Regions from separate parts of the Homo sapiens genome. Here region 2 is linked to region 1. Evidence: read pairs that join two places in POLR2A ChIA-PET (ENCODE). Cell type or tissue: Panc1. All regions are shown on one strand. Links, peaks and the distances in the headings refer to the core of each region. The heading gives the core; the rest is flanking DNA.

Region 1 (9,593 bases), core at 2,373-7,372:
TTCCTTTAAGATAACCTTTGCACCAAATCCTGACAAGAACTATACCAAAAAAGCAAATTATAAAACAGTCAAACCATTATGTATTGATGCAACAAATTAAATAATAGCTATCTAATATGTGATATGTAAAGAGAAGAATGAACCATGATGAAGCTGGGTTTATTCTGGTATAACGTTGATTTTTAAAATTTTTTGTTTTTTGAGACAGGGTCTCACTCTGCCACTCAGGCTGGAGTGCAGTGGCGCCATCTTAGCCCACTGCAACCCCTGTCCCCCAGGCTCAAGTGATCCTCCCACCTCAGCCTCCCAAGTATCTGGGACCACAACTACACGCCACCACACCAGGGTAATTTTTGTATTTTTAGTAGAGATGGGATTTCACTGTGTTGTCCGGGCTGGTCTCAAACTCCTGACCTCAAATGATCCGCCTATCTCAGCCTCCCAAAGTGCTGGGATTACAGACGTGAGCCACCATGTCCAGCCTAAAGTTGATTTAACAATAGAAAATACTTCAAATAATTTGCCACAAGAATAAAGGAAAATGATATGACCGTCTTAATAGATGAAGAATACAACATGCTATACTTCAACATCTGATCCTTATAAAACCTCTTAGCAAACTAACACTACAAGGGAAGTTCCTTAATCTGATAAAGGATATCTTTAAAAATCTACATTAAACATCATACTTAATGATGAAATGCCATTTCTTAATGATGAAATATCATCAAAAGCTTTTCCTTTGAGATAAAAAACCTTACAAGGATATTTCTTTTTTTACTTTGTTGGTTTTTTTTTTTTGAGATGGCGTCTAGCTCTGTCGCCCAGGCTGGAGTGCAGTGGCGCAATCTTGGCTCACTGCAACCTCTGCCTCCCAGGTTCAAGCGATTCTCCTGCCTCAGCCTCCCAAGTAGCTGGGATTACAGGTGCATGCCACCATGCCTGGCTAATTTTTGTATTTTTAGTAGAGATGGGATTTCACCATGTTGGCCAGGCTGGTGTGGAACTCCTGACCTCAAGTGATCTGCCTGCCTCTGCTTCCCAAAGTGCTGGGATTACAGGCATGAGCCACTGTGCCTGGCCGGGTAGGTATGATTTCTTAGATTCTGTTGCATACTCCTCATGCTTTGGCAACCCACCACCACACCCCCCACTGTCCCTGTCACCCCACTGCAATCACTTGGTGAGTAAATGAATGACTAGATATCTTACTTCACTGATTATATATATAGAAAAACATCAATATACAGAGATACATTAAGATAGCTAGAAGCAAATCTAACAAAACACATAAAAAGACCAATACAAAGGCAAAGCATGGTGGCTTATGCCTGTAATCTCACTGTTTTGGGAAGCCAAGGCAGGCGGATCGCTTGAGCCCAGGAGTTCAAGACCAACCTTAGCAATGTAGTGAGACCTGTCTCTATTTAAAAAGTTTAAAAAATTAGTTGGACACAGTGGCATACACCTGTAGTCCCAGCTACTTGGGAGGCTGAGGCACAAAGATCACTCAAACATGGAAGGCAGAGGTTATAGTAAGCCATGATCCAGCCACTGCACTCCATCTAGGCTGGGTGAAAGAGCCAGAGCTTGTCTAAAAAAAAAAAAAAAAAAAAAAATCCAATACAAAAAAAAGCACAAAACCTGACTAAAAGAACTTAAAGGTCTGGCCGGGCACGGTGGCTCACACCTGTAATCCCAGCACTTTGGGAGGCCCAGGCAGGTGGATCACCTGAGGTCAGGAGTTCAAGACCAGCCTGGCTAACATGGTAAAACCCCATCTCTACTAAAAATCCAAAGATTAGCAGGGTGTGGTGGCGGATGTCTGTAATCCCAGCTACTCAGGAGGCTGAGGCAGGAGAATCGCTGGAACCCAAGAGGTGGAGGTTGCAGTGAGGCAAGATCACGCCACTGCACTCCAGCCTGGGCAACAAGAGCAAAACTTCGTCTCAAAAAAAAAAAAAAAAAAAAAAAAGAAATTAAAGATCTAAATAAATGGAGAAAGATACCATATTCATGGTTTTAAAGACTTAATTTAAAACTATCAATTATCTCCCAACTCATCCATGGATTCAAAGCAATACAATTAAAATCCTGACAGGTTTGTTTTTGTGTTTGGATTTGGCAGGCTTGTTTTAGAATTCATACTGAAAGATAAAGAGCCAAGAATAGCCAAGACACCCTTGAAGAACACTAACAAGATGGCAAAACTTGCTAGACCCACTACATGTGAAACTTGATTACAAATCTGTAGTAATTAAGGCCGTATGGCATTGAGGGCAAGGATACACAAATGGATCAACAGAATACAGAGTTCAGAAGCAGACATATCTAAACACTGGAATTATTTTCCAAAGGTGGCGGAATAGTAGGAAAAGACTGATCTTTTCAATAAATGGTCTGAAACAATGAGTTATTCTCATGGAAAAAAAAATAAAATTTGACCTCTGCTTCAGTCTACACAAAAATCAATTCCATGTAGAATATGGACTTAAATATAAAAGAAAATCAGGAAATAAACAACATACCCTAAATAACAAATGGGCCAAAGAAACCAAAAACAAAATTAGAAAATACTTTGAGATAAATGAAAGATACAATATAACAAAACTTACGGGATGCAGTTAAAACATTTCTTAGAGGAAATTTTATAGTTGTAAATGCCTATATTTAAAAAAGAAAATAAGAAAGACCACAAATTAATAACCTAACTGTAAAAAAAAAAGAGAAAACTAAACATAAAGCAAACAGAGGAAGGGAAAAATAAAGATTAGAGCAGAAATCAATTAAACAGACAAGAGAATGGAGAAAATCAATGAAACCAGAAGCCGGTTCCTTGAAAAGATTAAGAAAACTTATAGCTAGACTGACCAAGAAAAAAACAACAAACTCAATTTACTAGAATCAGAAATGAAAGAAGGCAATACTACTGACCTTAGAGAAATAAAAAGGATTACAGAGGAATACTGTGAACAATTATAGGCCAATATATTAGATAATTTAAGTGAAAGGGACAAATTCCTAGAAAGACATAAACTATCAGAACTGACTCAAGAAGAAATACTATTAATAGACATACAACATGGATGGATGTGCACAGATTGAAAGACTTAATGTCATTAAGATAGCATTAACCCCCAAACTGATCTTTAGAGTCAATGCAATCCCTAAATAAATTGGATTAATGATTTAAAAACTACAATGAAATAAAAAGCCCAGGCCCAGATGGCTTCACTGCTTAAAATCATACCACTTAAAGAAGAGTTAATACCAGCTCTTCATAAACTCTTTCAAAACACAGAAGACGGAACTTTTCCCCTTATACTATGTGGCTAGTATTACCCCAATACCAAAACCAAAAAAAAATTACAAGAGAAGAAAATGACCAATATATTTTTTGAATATGGACACAAAATCCTCCAAAAAATTCTTAGCAAATGGAATCCTGTAATGTATTAAAAAGATTATTCACGATGACCAAGTGAGATTTATTCCAGGAATACAAGGGTGGTTTAACATTCAAAAATCAATTAATATACCATATCAATAGAATAAAACCCAAAAACTAAATGATCATCTCCATAGCTAATAGAAAAAGCAGTTCCATTAACATCCTTTCATGATAAAAAACATTTGGAAGTTCCCCCACCTGGAAAGAACATTTACAAAAAACCCACAACAAACATCATTCTTAACAGTGAAATACTGGATGCTTTCCACCTACGATCAGGAACAAGACAAGGATATCTGCTCTCAGCACTTCTATTCAACATTGTACTGAAGGTTCTAGCCAGGGCAGTTAGACAAGAAAAAGGAAGAAGAGGTATCCAGACTGGAAAGGTAGTAGCAAAACTATCCTGATTCACAAACATAATCTTATATATAGAAAATCCTCCCCAAAATCTGCAAGAAAGCCAATAAATGAGTTCAGCAAGGTTTCAGGATACAATCAATACAAAAATCAGTAGTACTTCTATTCTCTTGCAATGAACAATTCAAAAATGAAATTAAGGGAACAAGTTAATTTACAATAGCATCAAAAATAATAAAGTACTTAGTAATAAATTTATCAAAAGAAATGTAAAACTTGCCCCATAAAAACCACCAAATATTGCTGAAATTTAAAAACACCTAAATAAATGGAAAAACATTCCATGTGAATGGATTTAAAGACTTAATGTTATTAAGATAGCATTAATCCCAAAACTGATCTTTAATGCAATCCCTATCAGAATCCAATCTGGGTTCTCTGTAGGAATTGATAAGCTGATTCTAAAATTCATATTGAATTGCAACAGATCAGAGTAACCAAAACAATCTGGGAAAACAAACAACAAATTAGGAGGCCGCATACTTCCTGATTTCAAAACTTGCTCTAAGTAAGGAAGATAGTGTGGTATTAATGTAAGGATACACATATAGACCAATGGAAGAGAACTGAGTCCAGAAGAAATGAATCCATTTGTCTATGATAAACTGATTTTCAACAAGAGTGCCAAGACCATTCAAAGGGTGAAAGAATAGTCTCTTCAACAAATGGTGCTGGAATAACTGGATATTTACAAGCAAAAGAATAAAGTTGGACTTTTACCTCATGCCATTTACAAATGTTAATTCAAAATGGATCAAAGACCTAAAAGCTAAGATTATAAAACTCTTAGTGGAAAACACAGGGGAAAATCTTCATGACTCTGGACTTGGCAATGGAATCTTAAATATAACCCCAAAAGTACAAGAAACAAAAGGCAAAAAAAAAAAAAAGGATAACTTTGACTTCATCAAAATTAAAAACTTTCGTGCTTCAAAAAAAATACTATTAAGAAAATGAAAAAATCTATAGGATAGGAGAAAGCATTTGCAATTTGTGTATCTGATAAGGGACTGAACCTAGAATATATGGGAACATGTGAAACTCAATAATAAAAAGACAAATAACTTATTTAAAAAATGGGCAAAGAACTTAAATAGACATTTCTACAAAAAAGATATGCAAATGGCCAACAAGCACATGAAACAATGCTCAACATCATTAGTCATCAGGGAAATGCAAATAGAAACCACAAGATTCCACTTCACACCACTAGAATGGCTAGAGTCAAAAAGTCAGATGATAACAACTGTTGGCAAGAACGCAAAGAAATCAAAACGCTTATATACTGCTGATGGGAATGTAAAATAGTGCAGTTTCTTTGGAACAGTCTGGCAGTTCCCCAGACAATTACATATACAGTTACCATATGACCCTGTGATTCCACTCCTAGGTATAAACCTGAGAGAATTGAAAACATACATACAAACAAAAACTTACACAAAAAGTATAATGTTTATAGAAGCAGCATTCGTAACAGGCAAGAGGTGGAAACAACACAAGTGTCTATCAACTGATGAATGGAAAAAACTAAAAGAGGTATATTCATAAAACGAAATATTATTTGGTCATAAAAATGAATAAAATACTGATAGATGCTACAACATGATGAACCTTGTAAACACTATGCTAAGTAAAAGATGCCGATCATAAAGACCAAATATTATATGATTCCATATATATATGAAATATCCAGAGCAGGCAAATATATAATGACAAAGTACATTAGTGGTTGCTCAGGGCTGGGGGAATGGGGCAATAGGGGTTGATAGCTGAAGAGTATGACTTTTTTTTTTTTTTGAGACGGAGTATCGGTCACCCAGGCTGGAGTGCATTGGTGCAATCTCAGCTCACTGCAACCTCCGCCTCCCAGATTCAAGTGATTCTCGTGCCTCAACTTCCTGTGTAGCTGGGATGACAGGCATGCGCCATCACGTCCGGTTAATTTTTATATTTTTAGTAGAGACAGGGTTTCACCATGTTGGCCAGGCTGGTCTCTAACTCCTGACCTTGTGATCCGCCTGCCTCGGACTTCTAAAATGTTGGGATTACAGGTGTGAGCCACTGCGCCCGGCCATTTCTTTTTTTTTTTTTTCCGGAGACGGAGTCTTGCTCCGTTGCTCGGGCTGGAGTGCAGTGGCGCAATCTCGGCTCATTGCAACCTCCGCCTCCCGGGTTCAAGCGATTCTCCTGCCTCAGCCTCCCAAGTAGCTGGGACTACAGGCGCACGTGGCCACGCCCTGCTAATTTTTTGTATTTTAGTAGAGTCGGGGTTTCACTGTGTTGCCCAGGCTGGTCTCGAACTCCTGAGCTCAGGCAATCCGCCCGCCTCCGCCTCCCAAAGTGCTAGGATTACAGGCATGAGACACTGTGCCTGGCCAACATTTCTTTTTGAGATAATGAAATGTCCTAAGATTGACTGTGGTGATGGTTGCACTTAAGCTGTGACTATACTAAAAAACCAACTGTACACTTTAAAAGGGTGAATTGTATGATATGTTAATTATATCTCAATAAAGCCATATATAAATAAAACTATAAATTAAAGATGTAGGTCATCATATCTACGTTAGAATGAAAGTGACCTTTCTAAAAACATGACACCAATGTTAGAAACCATGTAAGACATATTTCACATGAAACATATCCTTTATGTTCAAATTTTCTTTTCTATTTAAAATATATATTAGGGTTTTGTCTTTTCTAATTTACTAATCTTTGTCTTTTAACTGGAGAACTTAATCCTTTAAAATATAATGTAATTACAGAAAATTTGTGCTTAAAAAGAAAAATAGGCTATTAGAAGATAATATCAGAAGTGATTGGGCACAGTGGCTCATGCCTGTAATTCCAGAGCTTTGGGTGCCCAAGGTGGAAGGATTAGTTGAAGCCAGAAGTTTGAGACCAGCCTGGGCAACATAGCAAGACCCCATCTCTACAGAAAATTTTAAAATTAGCCAGGCACAGTGGCGCATGTCTGTAGTTCCAGCTACTTGGGAGGCTGAGGCAAAAGGATCACTTGAGCCCAGGAGTTTGAGGCTGCAATGAGCTATGATTGTGCTACTGCACAGCCTTGGTGACACAGTGAGACACTGTCTCTAAATAAATAAGTAGATAAATTTTTTAAAAAGAGGATACCAGAAAATATAATCTTGAGCTAGGAAATGGTTTCTTTTTTTCTTTTTGAGATGGAGTCTCACTCTTTGTGCCCAGGCTGGAATGTAGTGGCGCAATCTCAGCTCACTGCAACCTCTGCCTCCCAGGTTCAAGCAATTCTCCTGCCTCAGCCTCCCAAGTAGCTGGGATTACAGGCATGTGCCACCATGCCCAGCTAATTTTGTATTTTTAGTAGAGATGGGGTTCCATCATGTTGGTCAGGCTGGTCTCGAACTCCTGACCTCAGGTGATCCACCCACCTTGGCCTCCCAAAGTTCTGGGATTACAGGCGTGAGCCACTGTGCCTAGCCGGAAATGGTTTCTTAAACAAGATACAGAAAGCACTAAACATAAAGAAACAGATCAATGTGACTATTTTTCAGCCTACAAAATCTTTAATAATTACAAATATTTACTGAGAGTTTACTATGTATATCAAGTTAAGGACTTTACATACCTCATACCATTTAATCTTCACAAGAACCTACAATGAGTCAGTACCATTTTTTCCCTGTTTTACAGATGATGCTTAAGGAGGTTAAGTATTTCACCTAAAGTCACACAGCAACTATGCCAGGGTTGAAATTTGGGTCTATCTGATTCCAAGCCCAAACTCATAATCACTACCCTAGAGGCCGTGCCAGTTTTGGGGGAAAAGTTCTTCAACTCTTTAGTCTCTAAAACCAGCAGCTTTCTCCTCCTTTTTTATTTTATTTTTTTAAACCACTGTCTTACATTCAATGTTTCTATTTTTTCATCATCTGTTTGCCATCCCTTCTGCCATACCCTTTATGAGAATTCCCAGTCTGAGTTGTTACTCACTCACTCCTGATCTCCCTGCAACCTAGCTTCAAGCTCCAATAATAATGATATCCTAATCAGATATGGCAATGTAGGAAACTCTAATTAAAATGGCCTTTTCTCAGTCTTCATTTCTACTGACCTTTTGTATCTCCTCCTTCTTTAAATGTGATTCTCCTTAATTTGTCAGTCATACTTTTAATTTCTCATTCAACAAATAAGCAGTTGGCATCAACTTTGTGCAAGCATTGTGCCCAGTCCTGGGACACAAATGTCAAAAGACACAGTCTCAACCATCAATGAGCTTGTTTAGATTGAAGATAATTAGGCAACTGACAAATAATAAGCAGAATGGAGACATTTTGTGTGTGTGTATTGCAGGACATTTTAGTGGTTAAGTCTATGTTGGAGTCAGACAAAAGTTTGAGATCTGCATTTGCCACTTGTTATGTTAGTTGTGTAAGCCTGAACAAGTTACTCAAAGTAGTTTAAGAATTAAGTCAATCATTACAAATTATTTCCTGTTTACTTTAGAAAAGCAGGATGCTATTGGTGTTTGTGAGACACTGAACAATGTAATACAGACCCTGTTATACAAGTTAGAAGAATGCCTGAATTTAAATAGTTTATTAAAATTATAATAATTAAACATAAACTCTATCTTATTGGTACCAAAAAAAGGTTCTTCTGGTACATTTGACATAGCCTTCTACTGCTGGAGTACATTATAAAATCAATATATAAACTACATTGACACAATTTCAAAGGAAAAAGCTTGCCTTTTGAGGTTAGAAGTACACTCTGATGTCCTAACTTGGATAATTCTAGGTGTATACTATAGATAGGATATTGAGTAACCATACTAGACTATGGAAAAGACATATACAGACAAAATGTAAACATTTAATAAATTGGACCACACACCAAAATTGGTAAATTTCCCCAAGACTGACTCTAGGTAGAAAGGCAAGAATGTATTTCATTTATTTGTTCTTACTAACGGGTGAAAACTCTAAAGATACCAAATTGCTAATCGAGTCTCTTACTAAACTGCTGATGCTGGAAACAAGCCAATTAGGCAGACTTGGGGGACTCCTTAGTTGAAATGACTATTACCCCAAGAATGCATTTTATTTAATATATAAGTATATACTATGTGCTCAAGTGTATACTAAGCAATTCAATTTGGAGGGCAAGGGTAGGATTTTTAAAGTTTGACACATGCAGAAATTTTACATGTAAATTTTGGTGGCTTCTGACATCAACTAAAGTAATAACCATGTTAAATGATCTATTTATACCCACATATTTGTATATAGATATAGTGTAGAACATATTTTCTATTCTATATCTATGTATGTATCTACCTATATCTATATATTATATATGTATATATGTGTATGTGTTAAATAAAATTATGTTATTAAAATGTTAGTAAAGTTATGTGTTATTTAAAACATGTTAAATGAAACAAAAGGAGGTAATAATCTATGGCCTCCTGTGTTTTCTCGGTTTCCTATAAAACGAGAACTACAATAGCCTCTAACCACAGGCTTGTCAGGGAAACTAAATAATGGATTTAAAGTGTTCTGCATGGTGCCTACAAGTTAGCCAATTAAGTATTTATAAAATGTCCACCATTTTTGCCTCTTGGGCTAACCTTTGTTGACGTGTACCAAGCAGAGAAAGAAGGAAGTCATTCCAGGAGTGAGAATGTTGCACACAAAGCTATGGTGGTAAGAGAGCATGGCATGTGGAACAAATTCAG
Region 2 (9,593 bases), core at 1,551-6,550, 210 kb before region 1:
GGGTGGGAGAATCGCTTGAACCTGGGAGTTGGAGGTTGCAGTGAGCTGAGATAGCACCACTGCACTCCAGCCTGGCTCACAGAGCAAGACTCTGTCTCAAACCAAACAAACAAAAAACCCTTGTGTCTTCATGTGGAATCAAAGTAAAAGCGATGATTACTGCTGCACAGTAACTCTTATACTAAGGAGCCAATCTGATCATTTTTACATCTTCCTCAAACTTTCTCACCCACTCTACCAACTTCTCCCACCTACCTTTGTTGTTCCTTTAGAATTCAGCTTAAAATCCACCTATACAAATCCTTTTGTAATTAACCTTTTAAAAAAACATTACTCCCTTGCTACATGTTCCCCTGTTAATATATACACTCAGTTTAACCCACTGTATATTTAAACCATCCAAAGTATAGGGTTCATTTTACAAAAGGACTCATCACCATGTCTTAACATAATAATACAGATGCTTTGAAAACATTTAATATGTCTTGATCTATGTAAAACTTTCCAGGCATATATTTATTACATAAGGAAAGGGAAGAAAGAGTACTATGCCAAAGATGGCAACGGGAAAAAACAATTATGACAGTCTGCCTTCCAAATGTGACATCAAGTCGTTCCTAATAAAACAAAGCAGCTTTCCTTTCCTCCAGAAAATGTAAACACAAGGGTGCTATACAGCTCAGAAAAGCTATCCTTCTTAATCTTCTGGTTCATATGGTCCCATAAGTTTATAATCAGAAATAGGTACCAGTATCACCCCCCACCATAATCCCCATGACAAGCCAAACATTTTTAAAATGTGATGCCCACTGTAGAAGAAATCTCCAGAACAAGTTCATTCTTGCTGGATATGATCAAAGATTAATGTTTTTAAAATGTTAAAAATCTGGCCCACTTGTCTGTGAAAATCCATATCACAAGATTATAAGAATGAAACTGGGGAACAGCCTTGTTAGTAGAAGAAAAACCTTGTAGGATCTTTTGAAGCTAACCAGAATGGTGATGATGAAAATGTGAGAACAGGAATACTAAAGAATCTCCATTCCAAGGCTCTATTCCATGCCCTGCACCTATCTTCTCTCATTATATTAATACAAGCAAAGGGTCTTGGTAGCTGGCAGGGACCAATGCTATCATGTTTTGGGGGGTATGTGCTTTAGGAAATCTATCAGCCTATTCCTCTTCTTAAATTTACAAGAGACATCAGAAAAGCCTGAATAGTTACTTTAACATTAAGTCCTAAAATAGGTTATATAGAATTTATTTTAAGATATATGGCATAAAAAGTTACAGCCTGCTAAATTTTATATTTTGATACTTACTTGCAGAGCTGTAATTCTGACATAGTAACAATTGCACTCTGGATAGCCGGTGCCTTCTATCATCCAGAACTTTCTATATACAAAATTAGAAGTAACGAAAGCTATCTTTGGCTATCAAGCAATAGCTGAAAATAATCAAAGAAAAAGTAACTGGCTGATTTATCTATTAAAAAAGACAAGTTCTCATCAGCTGGTGATAGCTACAGAAGCCAACTAGAGCCTCCCCAAATCCAAAGGAAAAGAAATAAAAAAGAAAAAAAAAGATGAAAATATCAAGGGACAGAGGTGATAGACAACCCAATGATAAAGGAAGAAGTTAAAATGAAAAACAGATCACCATGAAGGAGACGTGAGCCTTAAAACTAAACAACACAGCAGAAATACTGCCTCACAGTGAATATGCAACAAATTTACAAAAAGGGTTGCCTCTGGGGAAAGGACTGAGACGGTGAAGGGGACCACAAAAGACTTTATTTGTAATGCTTTATGCACTTTTTACTTTTTTTTTTTTTTTGAGACGGTGTCTCACTCTGTCGCCCAGGCTGGAGTGCATTGGCACCATGTGGGCTCACAGCAACCTCCGTCTCCTGGGTTCAAACAATTCTCCAACCTCAGCCTCCCGGGTGGCTGGGATTACAGGCACCCACCACCACATCTGGCTAATTTTTATATTTTTAGTAGAGACAGGTTTCACCATGTTGGCCAGGCTGGTCTTGAACTCCTGACCTCAGGTGATCCACCCACCTTGGCCTCCCAAAGTGCTGGGATTACAGGCGTGAGCCACAGTGCCCGGCCTCTTTATCCATTTTTTAAAATTTGACAGAAATATACGAAATAACATTTGTTCAATCATACAGATGCTTGTTTGACCTCTGTACTTTTTAAAACATTTTTTTAAATGCAGACACCTATAATCACTATCACAGAACTTATTACTTAAAAATAAACATTCAAGTGTAATTCTTCATTCCCATTAGATTTTTGGTCAAAAGATGACAGAAGCAAATTATGTCTATAATCTCTAAGAAAAGGAAATAAAGATATAACTAAAGCAACTCTGCAACCTGGGTATCAATCTATTGCTATAAATAATTACTATACCCTAAAGCACATCAACCAATAAATATACAGAACACCATGTGCAGGGAAGCACTCCCTCTAACACAATGGAGTAAATTAAATTGTAACAGGAAGTTTTCAAAATATTTATACATGGTGTCCAGACTCACGTGAATCGACTGCTTAGTCCTAGCAACATGCCCTGCCGCTCTGCTCCCGTCCATAATGCAGGCTCACAGCCACTTTCCCTAGCATTTCTATCAGGCCTCTCTTTGATAAGCAGCTTTTCCCACAGCCAGGTACCTCTTCACATTCCCACTGTGGAACCAGTTGGTGAAATCCTGCAGAAACACTGACCCCCGTGGACCAAAGCACTAACGGAGAGGTGAGAAATTGAGCTAAATGAGGTAATTTCATCCTGGAGGTCTTGATGGACCTCTCTAGGGATCTCCTAGATCTCTCTGTCTCACAGGCTTGTATTTCTGTCCAGTCATTTCTGCTTACAGGCTTAGGTATATATATAGTTCAAACAGCTTTCCTTTCACATGAATACTCCCTGGAACAGTAATTTCCAAAGTATGAGATTTGCACAAAAGATGACTTTAGGTGTTACATGATTTTGCCAACAAGACATTTTAAATACCACTCAGTAAGGAAATTATTAATCACAATTAAGTCAAGAAAAAAAGTTCCCATTTTGCAACAGTACTTGTTTAATAAATTTAACAACTTCTAATTTTTAGCACAGGAACCCTAAGTGACAAGAGTCTAGTTACATAATACACCATTTTGTTTTCATTGTATTTATTTTTATGGTGGTATAAACTTTCATTTTAAAATTAACTTAAAATTTTTAGAAAGTGAGTTGACATAAAGGAAAATATTAAATAAACAGAAAACAGTAAATAATAATAAAGGCAAGGCCAGGCATGGTGGTTCACGCCTGTAATACCAGCACTTTGGGAGGCCAAGGCAGGTAGATCACTTGAGGTCAGGAGTTTGAGACCAGCCTGGCCAACATGGCAAAACCTCATCTCTACTAAAAATACAAAAATTAGCAGGGCATGACAGTGCATGCCTGTCATCTCAGCCACTCGGGAAGCTAGGGTAATCGCCTGAACTCGAGAGGCGGAGGTTGCAGTGAGCCAAGATCAGGCCACTGCATTTCACGCCTGGGAGACAGAGACTCTGTCTCCAAAAAATAAAAAATAAAAATAAATAATAATAAAGGCAATAAGTGTGACAAACATTTGGGAAACACTGATCTAGAAGAGGGTTTCTCAAACTTTTAATGTGTATCAGAATCACCTGGAAGGTTTCTAAAAACATGGATTGCTGGGGCCCATATCCAGAATTTCTGACTCAGTAGGTGGGTCCAAGAATTTATATTTCTAACAATACGACGTGATGCTGAGGTGATGCTGAATTGCTGCTCCAAGGACCACACTTGGTTTAGAATAACTAAACCAGAATGGTGATCAACAAGCTTTTGTTAGAGTCAAATGGTAAATGTTTTCGGTTTGCGGGCCATATGACTCTGTTGCAACCATTCAGCTCTGCTGTCGTAAGCCAAAGCAGCCATAGACATCATGTATATGAATCGGCATGGATGTGTTCCAATAAAACTTTATTTACCAAAAGCAGGAGGCCATAGTGCCAGTCCCTGATCTAAAACATACCTTCAAGTAACTTTAACTATTAAACTATTAAAGTTACTTTAAGAGAAAAGTCTACCATTTAAACTAATACTAGAGCACAGTACAGAACAGAACAGCCAGGTATATTATAGATACTATCCAATAATTATCAGTTAACTCTAAAAGAGAAAACTGGGGTCTGCAGAAATCTAAGGTATTAAGATTAAAAACAAAAACCATTTACCATATTCAGGAGACAAGATTCAGCAAGGGCAGCTGGTTAAATTCCTTTCATGTTGAGTCAAATAAGTCAAACATCAGTTGTACATGGTTCACAACTATACTGGAACATATGGGTCAATACTGAGTGCTTTTTGGAAAGAAGTTTTAAAGATTCTTTTCTATGCTAATAGCAAAATATGACATTTATTCAGCTGAATGGACTTCATGTTACTTTCTGACGGCTTTGACTTCTCAAAGTCCTAAGTTATTCAGTTCAAACAAAAACATGGAGCTGCAGATGATTTCAGAGTTTTCACAAATTAATTTCTCTATATCCTCAATAATCTTGCAAAACTGAACAACTGACCTATTTTGGCCCTGCCTTCCAATATCTATTCTAGCAGCTGCTAGTGCATGAGAACCTAAACAAAAAGGAAACAGAATAGCTTTTCTGCAAGTTTTGAATTCACAAGATTCCCTCTTCACTCCCTCATTCTTTTTCCAGTAAGATGTTCCAACTTCCTTCACCTTCTTATAGTTTCTTAGTAGATTAAGTTATGCCAAACTGCTTGTTTCCTCAAGAACTCTACATACTAACAGCAGTAGGCTTTAAGAATTCAGTCCTTTTCAAGCACCTTTCTGGAATTCCATCTTTGGGGAGTATCTGCCTCATTTAACTAGTCTTGCCCACTTATTGACCTTTAGTTTTAAACCATCTGCCTGTCTTCTCAACCCTCCTGCTTGCTGAACTCACAGCAACTTTAAGCTTCAATGCTTTGTATGAACCACCTGTTACTGAAGAGTACCTGATTCACTAAACCTGACCTTGATCCATGACACCTCATGGCCATTGAATTCCTACTACCCATCTTGAACACGTTGAACACTACCATCTATCCTTATATGACAACATCCAACCTAAACGAAAATAAAAGAATTTACTTGCTCCTTATAGAACTGATGCAGAAATAGACAAAATGATTTTTCTTTGTTTTGCTTATATTTACCTGAAGTAAAAGAATGTCTCAGAAGCATATGCTTACTTGAGGAGAACTAAACAACTGTAGAGAATCCAGGAACGATGCAATGTTATATGAAGTGATACTTTTATTGTTTTCTGGGCTGCTGTGTAGATAGAAATATTATTCAGAGTTCAAAATGCAAAATGAGGAAAACTTTTCTTTTTTCATTGATTCACTATGCAGGTGCTTTCAGTGTTTTGGATATGCCTGAAACTCTGATAAAGTTAAATAGTTAACTGAAACGCAGAGAAACTACTGTTTAATCCTATAAAACTCCTTATATTAAAGAATTTACAAGCTCTAGACTAAGAAATATCCTGTTATTATTTAAAAAATGTCTGCGTATACATTAAAGGCTCCGCCTCCTTCACTTAAAATGAACAATCCAAGTGGAATAAAAGAATGGCTCACAACTGACCAAGAAATGAATATGGTTCATTATGTTAATGAGAAAAAATTAAGAGAAAATGTTTTCAATGTTGATGAAAAGTCAAGGAACACAGATTACAGTAAAGATGATTTTATAAATAAAATCCATTAAAGAACGCACTACTTCAAACTTTGATTCAGTAATTTTGCAGAAAGGCAGAAATGTCATACTATCTTACAGATTACACGGTTATGTACTACTAACCTTACATTAGCAACAAGTAAATGGCTTTCTTAACAGTATTTTCCTGGGTATGAGGATGAGTATCCTTTCAGTTTTATATCCCACAAACTATAACTACTGTACAACTGATCAGCAAAAATATTATGATTAATATGTTAACTGAGGAAGTATATCCTACAATTTAGAAAGATTAACATTTAAAATAGTTAAAATTATTGAAAGTTTTAACTTGCCCGAAACAGTCCCTAACCATAAGGGACAATTAATGATGCTATAAAATTCTATCTAACATTCCTAGTCTACTTGTTGTTTTGGAGGGCAGGCTGCCATTCCTGCCTATTTTAATCTTTCGAAGGTGGTCTCTGCTCCCATTTAAAGGTATAAGCAATTAAGAGATACAGAACCCTCAGAACTACCTTCTATAACTTACCTAATTTCTAAGCTTAAAATGTAATCTAGGCTGGGCATGGTGGATCACCCGAGGTCAGGAGTTCGAGACCATCCTGGCCAACATGGAGAAACCCCATCTCTACTAAAAATACAAAAATTAGCCAGACGTAGTGGCAGCCACCTGTAATCCCAGCTACTCGGGAGGCTGAGGCAGGAGAATCACTCGAACCCAGGAGGTGGAGGTTGTAGCAGTGAGCCGAGATCGTGCCACTGCACTCCAGCCTGGGCAACAGAGACCCTGTCTCAAAAAAAAAAAAAAAAAAAAAAAAAAAGGATGTAATCTAAATCCACACCCTCAATTTTATTTAATTCTTATTGCTTGCATCTTCCCAGACTTTCCTGGGATCAAGACTAGAGACTTATGACCAAACTGTGTTTGTTGGCAAAGGGGCTTTAGCTAAGGAACATCCTTGCAATTAATCCAACTGAGCAAAAATCACAGTCTGTGTGAGGGTACTGGGTTCTTCCAACTGTCACACAGACAATTCTCAAACTGTTTCTTGGATTTTCCTGTGCAACTCCTCCCTGCTTTCAAATAGAATGAATATGTTCAGGGAAAACAAATTATCCCTCTCCCCTCTGCTAACAACTAAAACAGAAAGATATTTATAAAACGTAATGAATCATAAACAAGATAAAATAAACTAGTAATTACTATCTACTTATAGCTCCTTTCTAAAAAAACTTAAAATATATTTATTTTTCAACATTTCTGAGTATAACATAGGAAATTATTTGGTTTCCCATATAACAAATTACAGATTTAACTTGAGGCAAAAAAGGTTAAGTGACTTACCCAAGGTTACAATTAGAGGTACAGCTGGGGCTAGAAACCAGGTCTCCTGAGTCTCAGCCCAGTGCTCTTTTCCTTAGCCCATGATGCCTTATCAGAAAAATCCAAATACAGTCAGACCCCCAGTTATATGGGTATGAGTTACACTGATTCACATATACAAACTTTATATAGTGTGACCAATGTTTCAACTCACGCGGTACCCTGCTTCCATTTATGCAGTATGCCAGGCATCGGCACGATTTTCAGTGGCACACAGGCGGTTGCCACCACCAGGGCCCTAGGCAAAATTGCAAAGAAGGCAGAGTTTGTCTTTGGCCCTCCCACCTCCCTTATGCATTTCTCTCCCACCTCCTGGCAGTCCCCCTGCCCAGCCTCCCGGCACCATCATGCTGCCCTCAGATTGTCTAAAGCCCCCAACTTCCACCACTCACCCAGGAATGTCCTTTCTTGAAGTGCCCAGTGATCCAAAATTACCTCTCCATTTCCCTGCTAACAAAATTCCTACTCCTAAGGATTCCAGTGAAGTTTAGGTAATCTAAATGATTAACTACTTTATGTAATTCAAGTTAAGGTATATTTAACTAACAGACTTAAATCTCCAATGAATTTTAAAAGGAACTAATTAAAAACTGTCAGGAAGGGGAGGGGGAAGAAACCTTGAGGGGGTGAGGAGGTAATGTTTTCCCAAAGCCCCAGGACTCTGTGCCACTTCAGATTCCTTCACAGACAGGACACTAAGAGTGGAGGGGGTCACTGCCACCTTGAACCCCACTTCCAAAAAAGAGAGTCGCTGCTTTATAGTCTCTGGAATTAAAAAAAAAAAAAAAAAAGGACAGAGTTGCCTTAAATACCCTCCTACCTACCTTTTCCATCTCTCTCCCACCTCCTGGATACCCATTTCCACCTCTTAGTGCCAAAGACACCCAACAGCGTTCCCATAGGCTGTTTGTGTGTCCAATACAAGGGTTCCCATTAAATGGTTTCAAATTACATGGTGTTATTCAGGGGACGTTTCCATGTTCCCCTATCCCTGGGTAACTTGAAGTTGACTGTATGCTAAAAAAGAACAATCCTAATTATTAAAAGTCCTGAATCATAAAATGATATATATAAACTCATTAAATGGTAAGAAAAAAAAGAATGTTCTGATTATTTTGCATATATAGAATTAATTTTGATATCTAAAAAAAACTCCACTCAATTATTTTTCCTTGAAAGTAGTATATTTTTTACTTCTAACCCAATACAGCAGTGAAAATCCAGTCATTTCAGCTAAACAATACTGTGGACTCGTAAATATGAGTTCGATCATAAATCCTCTAAGTCTGAAGGTTAAAAAAAAAAATCCAGTAACAGACACATAAAAAAATACACAAAGTGGATTTTAAGAAATCCATGTTTCTGCTGACTACACACACAGAAATATATATATTTAAATTTAGCTTTGCAATACTAGACGGGCTGCCTAATTCAGAAACTTATCAGGAGATGGTTTACCTTGATCCAACTACCCTCCCAGTAAAACTAAGAAATCCAATCCATGAAGAAGATCCCAAAAATGGTATCCATCAAGGATTAAAAGGATCATGTAAAGCACGTCTTAAATAACTTAATTTTATTACACAGATTAGTTATTCTGTTAGCTAGGATCCAATGAAACCCGTTCCCAATACCCTCTCTCATGTTGGAAAAGGAGGAATGTTAAGACATGCTGCAGTGATAAAGTAACCATTCTTATCTAAACGTGAGAAATGATAACAGTTAAAAGTTTCTCCAGTGGCATTTTAAGTTAATGTTAACTTTCCATACAAAACTCATTTCCTTCCCAATCTTTCCTCTCTACACAACCACAAGTAGGTTTGCCATCTACACCTATTTGTCTATATATTCTACAAATAAAAGTTCCCAATATGGGTTTTTATTAAAACTGAAAATGTGAACACTGAAAAGCCACTCTACGCACTGCTGAAAGATTTGAATGCAATAAAATTTTTAAAATTTACTCATATTTTGCTGTAAAGCACTCATGTAAATTAAAAGAGTAACTTAAAAACTAAATTTAAGACGTGCCTTTTCTCTTAAATCAATACACTTAAATAACTTCTCAAGAAAAAAAGCATTTCCTTAGTGGCTAAGAAACTATCTGCCTAAAGAAGCAACACATAAAAACTACCAAGGATTTTGCTGTGTTAAGAAAGTAATGAACTAGACCTTTCCTACATATTTGAATGTATTTAAGTTGAATTTGAGAGTACATTACTAATTAACATCACCAAAAAAGCAACAGCATTTCATCATTTTATTTAGAAATTCTCTTTATGACAAAGGATAATCCAGCAATTAAGGGCTCTCTATACAGATTCTAAACTAAACGCCTGAAAGGATCTTTGTTCTCCTCTATTCTACTTCACTGGGTACCAAATTTTCAAAATCGTTCTGTTAGGGACATGCAACATTTGTCAATATTTACTG

The links. ChIA-PET counts read pairs that join two places held together with the same protein. Peaks named below come from ENCODE experiments on the same cell type or tissue, not always from the same donor. Only the 100,000 strongest peaks of a DNase experiment are listed, where the experiment ranks them.
Region 2: POLR2A ChIA-PET joins it to region 1 with 7 read pairs; 2 of 35 experiments call an interaction of 5 or more read pairs at or near these places.

The regions. Positions count from the first base shown.
Region 1 is chr7:139,149,522-139,159,114 of GRCh38, reverse strand. The region is part of intron 7 of IFT56 (intraflagellar transport 56); the gene reads right to left. Among named protein-coding and RNA genes, the nearest start is that of IFT56, 21 kb to the right of the region's middle. In Panc1, for the core only: no CTCF peak of the experiment used is centred there; DNase peaks (open chromatin) are centred at 5,143 and 5,315.
Region 2 is chr7:139,360,981-139,370,573 of GRCh38, reverse strand. The region is part of intron 2 of FMC1-LUC7L2 (FMC1-LUC7L2 readthrough); the gene reads right to left. All of the region lies in intron 1 of LUC7L2 (LUC7 like 2, pre-mRNA splicing factor), which reads right to left. Among named protein-coding and RNA genes, the nearest start is that of LUC7L2, 5.9 kb to the right of the region's middle. In Panc1, for the core only: no CTCF peak of the experiment used is centred there; no DNase peak of the experiment used is centred there.